Regions from separate parts of the Homo sapiens genome. Here region 2 is linked to region 1. The links are chromatin loops, found by intact Hi-C in ENCODE. Cell type or tissue: endothelial cell of umbilical vein. All regions are shown on one strand. Links, peaks and the distances in the headings refer to the core of each region. The heading gives the core; the rest is flanking DNA.

Region 1 (4,083 bases), core at 1,020-3,519:
GCCCCTACTGCTAACTTTCACTATTCTTTCATCCTGCCCTTGACATCAGAACAACATCTGGACCCAAGTGAGACTTTTCCATTGGCTTAAATCAGTCAGTACCTGTAAAGATGTTCAGAATATTTAAACTTACATGAGTCTGCCACATGAGATTTCTGCAGGGGGAGCTTTGCAGCCGTAAAGAGGATGCTAAACATAGTGGCTTATAATGAAATAATATGTTTATCTTGGCTGGTTTTATAGCAGATGTGATTGGGATATTTACTGGTTGTTTCTTAGAACTAGATGAAAGCAATAGTTCAGACCAAATGAATTACAGCAACAAAACATGCTAACAACATAAAAAAAGATATAGATTATGGAAAATTATAAATTGTGATCATGCAGAGAGGTCTCACTCTAGCCTGAACACTGGTGACCCACAACTAAATGGGGCCAAGATTAATCATGCCTCAATCTTACACATAAGCCAAGGGATCTTTTCTAAAGATCATGCCTATTAAAGCAGCAAAGACTTTTCTGCAAGATATATCATAATGAGCTCCAGACATTTAATGAGAGACAAGTGCTACGGTTGAAAGTGGTGACCTTCAGCATCGAATCTGAAAATGAAGTAGGCCTGCTTGCTCTGCAAAATGAGGCCCCAATCCAGTCTGCTTAGGTGAAGAGAAGTCTCACATTTGTAGATGGTCTGTTGCAGGCAAACCTTAAATCTTCTGGGAAAGGGGGAAAGGCTTTTGTTTGTTTTTATTTTTCTAATTAGGTAAGGATTGTACATGCAAGGAGCAAGCAGCTGACTCCAGGCTGCAGGCCCAGTAGCTTCCAAAGGCAGTAAAGCCAGCAGGCGTGGTGGCTCACGCCTGAAATCCCAGCACTTTGGGAGGCTGAGGCGGGTGGATCACTTGAGGTCAGGCGTTCGAGACCAGCCTGGCCAATATAGTGAAATCCTGTCTCTACTAAAAATACAAAAATTTGCTGGGTGTGGTGGCACATGCCTTGTAGTCCCAGCTACTCGGGAGGCTGAGGCAAGAGAATCGCTTGAACCCAGAAAGCAGAGGTTGTAGTGAGCTGAGATTGTGCCATTGCACTCCAGCCTGGGCATCACAGCAAGACTCCATCTCAAAAAAATAAAGAACAACAACAAAAAAAGGCAGTAAAGTGGAAAACGGCATCAAGGAAGAAACCAGCCTAAGGAGTTAGATAGAGTGTCCCAAAAGCCTCTGGAAGAATATGCAGCACTCCAAGGCCAGGAGACCTCAGCTTCCATCTCTGTTGTAATGGCTGCCTCAAATGAGGACAATTGCCTGGCCAAAAAATAGCAGCATGAAAGAGAAGTGTCATCCCCCCTTATTCCTAGTTTTTCATCCCCTAGAAGCCCCTCATCCAAGGACTTGTGTAAAGTTGTGTCCGCCCCTACTTTGATCTGCAGTAGGAAATGCTGGGATGCATGTCCTGACCCTCCTTCCCCCACTGCAGCCCTCACGAATGGTAGGTGGCTGTCCTGCAGACAGGATGCTGCCTCACGTCCTGAACCTCGCCACAAATTCCTGCCCCACTGGCTGCTTCTGGCTTCCTCTTGCAATCCCAGGAGACAAAGGACTGTGAGGGAGGAAGGGAGCCGAGCATGGTCTCCCAGGCAGAAACCCTTTGGAAGATGCCGGAGCCTCAGCCTGCTTGCCCGGGTCTGCCTTTCTGGGTGGGAGGAGGGGCGGCCTCCCTACTCTTCCCAAATGTCCCTGTCTTAAACCCATGCAGCACAAAACAAGCCAGTTCATTGTGTTCTTGGATATAAATATTGATTCTAGGTGATGTTAACATTCTGTTCATAAAAGAATGTAACATATTTCTCCCACACCATATTAGACTGATGTGTTGTTTGGCCAAGGGAAGTACCGATTGCTGGCTTCTGCGAGAAAATGTGGACATTTAAATGCATGCAGCTTTCAGAAGTCTAGGAAGCAGCCTCAGAACAGCAACCAGGCCCCTGGGTTGGCTTCAGCTCTGCCCTCCTCCATCCAGTTTCTCCTTTTCCATCTCCATTGTTTGCACATACCTTTGGTATTTCTGATCACTTGTAATTTAAGAAAATGCTTTCTTGGAATTATATCTTCTTTCTCAAGGACCTGTTAATGTGGGACATTTGCTTTCTTCAGGAGGGCCCGGAAGGTCAGGACCAAACATTTTTAGTTTTCTTCCCCAGGGGAAAAGATCTGGGAGGTCCTGTCCTCCCGTTTACTTTTTCCCCCTCTCTGCATGTCGGAGGGAAGGGCAAAGTCTTCAGACCAGAGGTGGTCCCGCCAAGCGCTCCACCGAGGCCTGACCAAGCCCAAGACTCAGATGTGTTGGCCGCCTTGGCAAGGCAAATTCCCCACATTCCACAAGTGCTCTTGAGGGAGAAATAGAAGTAATGAGAAAGTGGAATTCTTGATGTGTATGCGTGCTCACTCGGGTGCCAATTCATCCGACACAGACAGATCCCTGGCCTTATTTCGCAAGAGAGTGATAGAGCCCATTTCCAGATGTGCGGGAGGACGGCCCGGGACCCAGTGCTGGCAGGAGAGCTGGCGCCCTCTGCTGTCCCGGCTAGGAAACACTGCAATGGTGGGAAAGAACCTGGGGTTCCTGAAAGCCGGCAGCTCTGTTACAATCCATAGCCGACCCTCGCAAGTGTGGAAGGGGCCTGCAGCTCCTTGCTGTTCAAATGATGAACCTGCAAGGGGCTGGATTCCCTCCTTCTAGCTGGCTCTCTTTGTGTTTCGTGGCTCTAAATGAGCCAGAAATCATGAGGATTTACAATAAAACCCCAGCCTCCCACAGCATCTGCTGGTCCCGTTCCCGAGAAGGTGAGGAAGAGTGGCACTGTCTCTGGCCTGTGAACCTGGCCAGCAGGCCTAGGCAAGGCGAGACAATGAGGGCAGCTTGCCCAAGAGGAGGCCTCCTGCTGATTAGCAGCCCTCGGGCCATACCCTTGCCTGAGAATGCAGCTTCTGGAGGCCTGGCTGGCTCCAAAGCTTCCAGCCGAGTGGAAGCTGCAACTGCTCCCACTCAGGCATACTGGCATCTCTAAGGGGCCTCAGAGCTGGCACAGCCAAGAGACTGGCTCAGCTTACAAGCTTAGACAGAGCTGCCACCCCCCTCTGCCCTGCTGCCTGCCAAGACAGCAGCACAGCAGTGGGTCTGGGGCCAGGGCCAGGCTTGCTGCTGCAGGAGAAAGAAAGAGATATTAATAGAGAGAGAGAGAGAGAGAGAGAGAGAGTGTGTGTGTGTGTGTGTGTGTGTGTGTTGGTGAAACGTAGGGTGGAGATATTAGGGGGATGCAAGGGGGATGGCTGGTGAACTATACTTGGACAGCCTTTCAGTTCTGCAAAAAGGCACAAAACAATCAGTTTTTGTTTTCTGGAAGATTTTTAATTTTTTTTTTTTTTTTTGTAAACCAATCTCTTCCCTGCTGGGAGAAGAAAAACCCAACCCGCCAAGCAACCCCCTAAAAACAATGCCCTTCTCTCTCTGGGACCAATTTTCAGGCTGCACAGCAGTCCTGACAAGGTCAACAAGCTGGAGCTGTAAGTGGAAGATCTTTATCTAGGTGGGAAATAGGAAAATCATTTGACTGATAAAAGGAAATACAATAAATAGCATCTAAATTCCTGGCTGCATCCCCCAGGCCCCTCCTCTGCTGGAGAAAGTGCGTGGGCCAGGGATACATGTGCTGCTCCAGCATGTTTAAAAATAGCATGCAGCACACAGCCCTTTCTTACCTTCCAGAAAGACTTCATTACCGGATCCTCAGCCCTGAGCCTGCAGAGCTGCTGCCGGCACTTTCTTCTCCCTGCGCTGGATTTTTCTCTTTGGAAGCATTAAGGGAGTGCATGTGATACATTTTACTCACGGGCCAGCTCTTGCTCAGCTAGTTTCAATCTAGGCACGTCTAGAGCTCACGTTGAAAGTCCATTGTATTTAATGGGGTGTTAACTCTGTTTATTCTCTGGGGCCTGTGCAGTAATTTTACACTCTGCAAAACTAGCAACTTGAACCAGAAATGATATTCCTCTTTCCCCATGCCCACCCCAGTGGGCTGCAGTC
Region 2 (4,083 bases), core at 986-3,485, 520 kb before region 1:
CCAAAGGACTCAGGAGTCAACTTGAAGAGGCCCCCTCTGGCCAAAGATGGGACCATTTTTGCATCAATAAAGGCAAAAATTGCAATGGATTGAAGCACATCAAATATGTTTAACTCCATGAGTTCATAATGATACTAAAACATATCTAATTGGTCACCTTTGGAGTATTCGGTGGTTCATAAACTGATAAAGAGAAATAATTGAGCATTTATCCCGCCTATACTGTACAAACTACTACTGGGTAACCAAATAGTAGATAAGGAGACGTTTCTCTTTATAGAAGTAATTCAGCTCGTAAATCAAGAAGAAATGGTAGAATTAGAATATTGCCATGTGGCAATCCCTAATTAATGGATAGTGGCACTGATCAGCAATGTCTGCTAATATCACAAATTGAGATAACCAGACCTCATAGGCCTCCTATGAAGTATTCTTGCCAAAAAATTGGACCTGAATCTAGATTCAAATGGCAATTTACAGGAAATACAGGAGATAGAAGAAAATATTAAAGGACACAATGGATATGCAATCAGTCATTCTATACTGTGGGAAGCTCTACAGGATAAATGATCTAGTTTCTTTCTTTCTCTTTTCTTTTCTTTGTTTTTGAGACAGGGTCTCGTCTGTCACCCATGCTGGAGTGCAGCAGCATGATCACAGCTCACTGCAGCCTCAATCTCCCAGACTCAAGTGATCCTCCTGCCTCAGCCCCCCTGAGGAGCTGGGACTACAGGTGCACACCACCATACCTGGCTAATTTTTGGTTTTGTTTTTTGGCAGAGACAGGGTTTTGCTATGTTGCCCATGCTGGTCTCAAACTCCTGGGCTCAAGTGATCCACCCTCCTCGGCCTACCAATTTCTGGGATTACAGGTGTGAGCCACTGCACTGGGCCTTATTATCTAGTTTCTTAAACAAATAGGCTGTAAAGAAAAACAGACAGACATGTAAAGGAAACTGATAGTTAAAAGAATCACAACCTGCAAAACTTATTTAGATCAAGATTCAAACAATCTGAACAGAATAAAATAATTTTTTGGTGACATATGAAACACAATTAGAAATTTGAACACTGGCTGAATATTTGATTATATTAAAATTATTGTCAATTGTTTTTAAGTGGGATATTGTGGCTATGATTATTTTCAAGAGTTTTAAAGGGAGAAGAAACATAAATACTTCTCAAAACTCTCTTCAAAATCATCTTCCTTCACCAGTTTCCTCTCTGCTTAGAATAAGCTTGTTATTTCAAACTCAGGGCCAATGCAATGTGAAGATGAAAAATAATTTGGGGAGCAAAATATATCGTGGATATACATATGTAAAAATATAGTATGTATACTTACATTCCCAGTTAAGTATAGTATTCCTAAGTCAATTTATAGAATTTTCAAGCACATTTAAAAAATAGTACTGAATTATTGAAAATACCACCGAAATTCCTTCCAGCTATGTGACTATGCAGAAGTTCCAGATTAAAAAGTCCTTAACATAAGAGAGATGTTATGTAATCGTCTTTGCCTATGAAGTTAATGTCCAGATTTTGGACAAAAACATGTTCACCTCATATCCTAAAAATAAGTATTTTAAGTCTTTTCCATACAGGTGCCAGAGAGTCATGTGTTCATTTTATTAACACCAGAGGCAATAACACAGTGCTAAAAATAAGCACGTGTCTATGCATGTATTTTTAACTACAGGAATGGCATTATGTTATAAAAATCTCACTTGGTTTCCTACTTTTCTCATTAAACACTTTGATTTTAAGATATATCCATTATATCCATAATGCGTGTACTTGCAGTGCAGCAACCCCACTTTCCTTATCTACTCCCGGGCCGGCGGACTCTCCCGCCGCCCCTCGCTCCCTCCTCATAGGCACAGGAACAGAATTTCTGAGTCATAAGACTGATACAGACGTTTCAGTCTGGAAAACTGCAAGCACGGCAGATGCCAAAACCCCTTTCCTGTGCCTGAAAGAGAACTTCTGGAGGTATGAAGGGCAATAATGCCTCCCATCCTCCCTGTGGCTCCAGAATTAACTCTCGAAACAACAGGATTTGGGGTAGGAAGGTTACAGCTAAGGAGCCGCCAGTCCCCACCCATCTGCTCTGGGAGAAGTTATCTCGAGGTCCAGTTAAGCGGTCCAGCAACTCCGAAGGACTCGCTGGAAAGTCCTGCACACCAAGCTTGCCCCTTCTGCATAGCTCGGGGTAGGGAGCAGCCACCTCTTGTCTCAAGACTGAGGAGGCCTGGGGCAGGGCGGGGCAGGCAGAAGACTTGAGCAGGGACACCCTGGGATGAGGTGGTGCCTCCTTGATCGCTGCACCTGCCCCTGCACCTGGGGTGGGTCTGAGGGGAACAGCATCACTAACTGCTGGACTGAAGCCACCATAGGAAGCTCAGGCTTCTTGGGCTAAATAAAATTCAGAAATGTCCAGACTGGCTGTGACACCAGGCTCTTCAAGCAGCCCTGACACAGGGGGTCTAGGGGGCTTTTGCTGACTTCTGCTGCTCCACCTTCCTGGGCTCTAGGAGGCGCTGTTCCTCCAGCATCCAAGAATCAGCCTGAACCAACGGCAGCTGCCAGGCGACAGCTCAGAGCCCAGTGGGGGTGGTAAAGACCATTCAGATAAAGGCTTGGGGAAGAACAATGGAAATTGTTCCCGGCAGCACCCAAACCTGGAAAACTCTTTTGGGGCAGAGCTTGGGTGTCTCCTGCCTTGATCTCAGTGCCATCTTTCTCCCCTGGCTCCAGAAGTTTCTTCTATTCTTCCAGATTTTCCAAATGCAGACCAAGAGGGATTGAGCTCTCCTCTACCCTGCCTGGCCCAGAAGTTCCATTTCCTACCTCCTTCTAGCAGGGGAGCAGGGGCCTTCCTTGGTGGCCCCCAGGATGGCCCTATCTCAGAAAGACACAACCACGACTTCTCTGTATAATAGACACCACCACACAGTAAGTAGTGGGAGGATGGGGTGGGGAGGGACTTTTATTTGTCCTTTAGGCCCTTAACCCATGGCATGACTCTGATGGTTAAGGACAGCCTGGGACAAGTCCAGTGAGATTAGGGTAGGAGAGTGGGGAGGTGAGTAAGACCCCATGGGGGTGTGAGTGCCTCTGAGGCAACCTAGAGTGGAGGTGGAGGGGGTGGCAGACCCTTAGGAAATAAGCATGACCCCTGGCTGGGTAAGGGCACCCACTATGAGGGTAACAGTCACTCGTTCATCCCACAACCATTTTTGATATCTGTAGGTGTCAGGTACCATGCTAGTTGAAGGATATAATTGTGAACAAGTGATGTGTGGGTCTTAGTGTCGAAGAGCTGACATTGGAGGATATCAGAGACAAAAATCAAGTAAGCAAATACAGCATTGTTAACTGCAGTAAGAACGAGGAGGACAGACACAGGCCCACAAGGAGGTCCGGGTGGCTCCTGGCATCAGGGCCATATGTAGCTCAGCTTGGGGTTCAGGGTCCTAACTCCAGCTCTGGCAGGCTGGAGGAAGAGTCCCACATCCAGATGAAGTGGCACTTATGGGTCTGAAAGATATAAGCCCGGGTCTAGGGGCTGAGTGGTCCTGTATGCCAGGGGGCATGCCAGGAGCTTCACCATGTTAATGTGCTTCATCCAGAGAGGAAGCTGACCACCAGCAATGCTTGTGAGACTGGCTGCTGGCTGCCTTCTTATTCTCCTCTTGGGTCAGGGCTGACCCTCTGATGGGGTGGGGCTGAGGCTGGCCAGCAGGGAGGCCAAGCTGTTGGATCAGAGGAAGGCGATGTCAGACACCAGCCCCTGTCACCCACCAGCTCTTCCCTTCCCATTGTCCCTGGCTGGCCCTGGCCCAGCCTCTCCAGCATCCTCATTTGCCTCCCTGCCTCCGGCTCACCCTGCCCACATATCCACCAGGGGCTGCCGTTGTTTCTCTGATTAGTTACTGTGTTGCTGCCAAATTAATGCTTCTAAACCATATTTTATAACAGCAGCCTTCATCTGCAGAGAATCTTTGAAAATACTTGGCTTGGCATTTAAAGTGGTACAAAAATGTGGCCTTACTGAATTTTTACAGCTTTATTTATCCTTTC

Evidence for each region. A loop is a pair of places that touch in the nucleus more often than their neighbours do. Peaks named below come from ENCODE experiments on the same cell type or tissue, not always from the same donor. Only the 100,000 strongest peaks of a DNase experiment are listed, where the experiment ranks them.
Region 2: a loop joins it to region 1, with 17 times the contacts of the local background. A loop is called at or near these places in 10 of 110 quality-filtered maps.

What each region holds. Positions count from the first base shown.
Region 1 is chr15:77,494,428-77,498,510 of GRCh38, forward strand. It overlaps a transcript of HMG20A not described here. Among named protein-coding and RNA genes, the nearest start is that of HMG20A, 76 kb to the left of the region's middle. RefSeq lists enhancers at 1,183-1,983, 2,420-2,714, 2,786-3,585. In endothelial cell of umbilical vein, for the core only: a CTCF peak has its summit at 2,576 (motif pointing left); DNase peaks (open chromatin) are centred at 1,534 and 2,484; H3K27ac peaks cover 2,200 bases.
Region 2 is chr15:76,970,977-76,975,059 of GRCh38, forward strand. LOC105370904 (a long non-coding RNA gene) reads left to right here and starts at 1,928. Exons shown (of 3, transcript XR_932492.2): 1 at 1,928-1,992; 2 at 2,779-2,955. In endothelial cell of umbilical vein, for the core only: a CTCF peak has its summit at 2,510 (motif pointing right); DNase peaks (open chromatin) are centred at 1,905 and 2,555; H3K4me3 peaks cover 292 bases.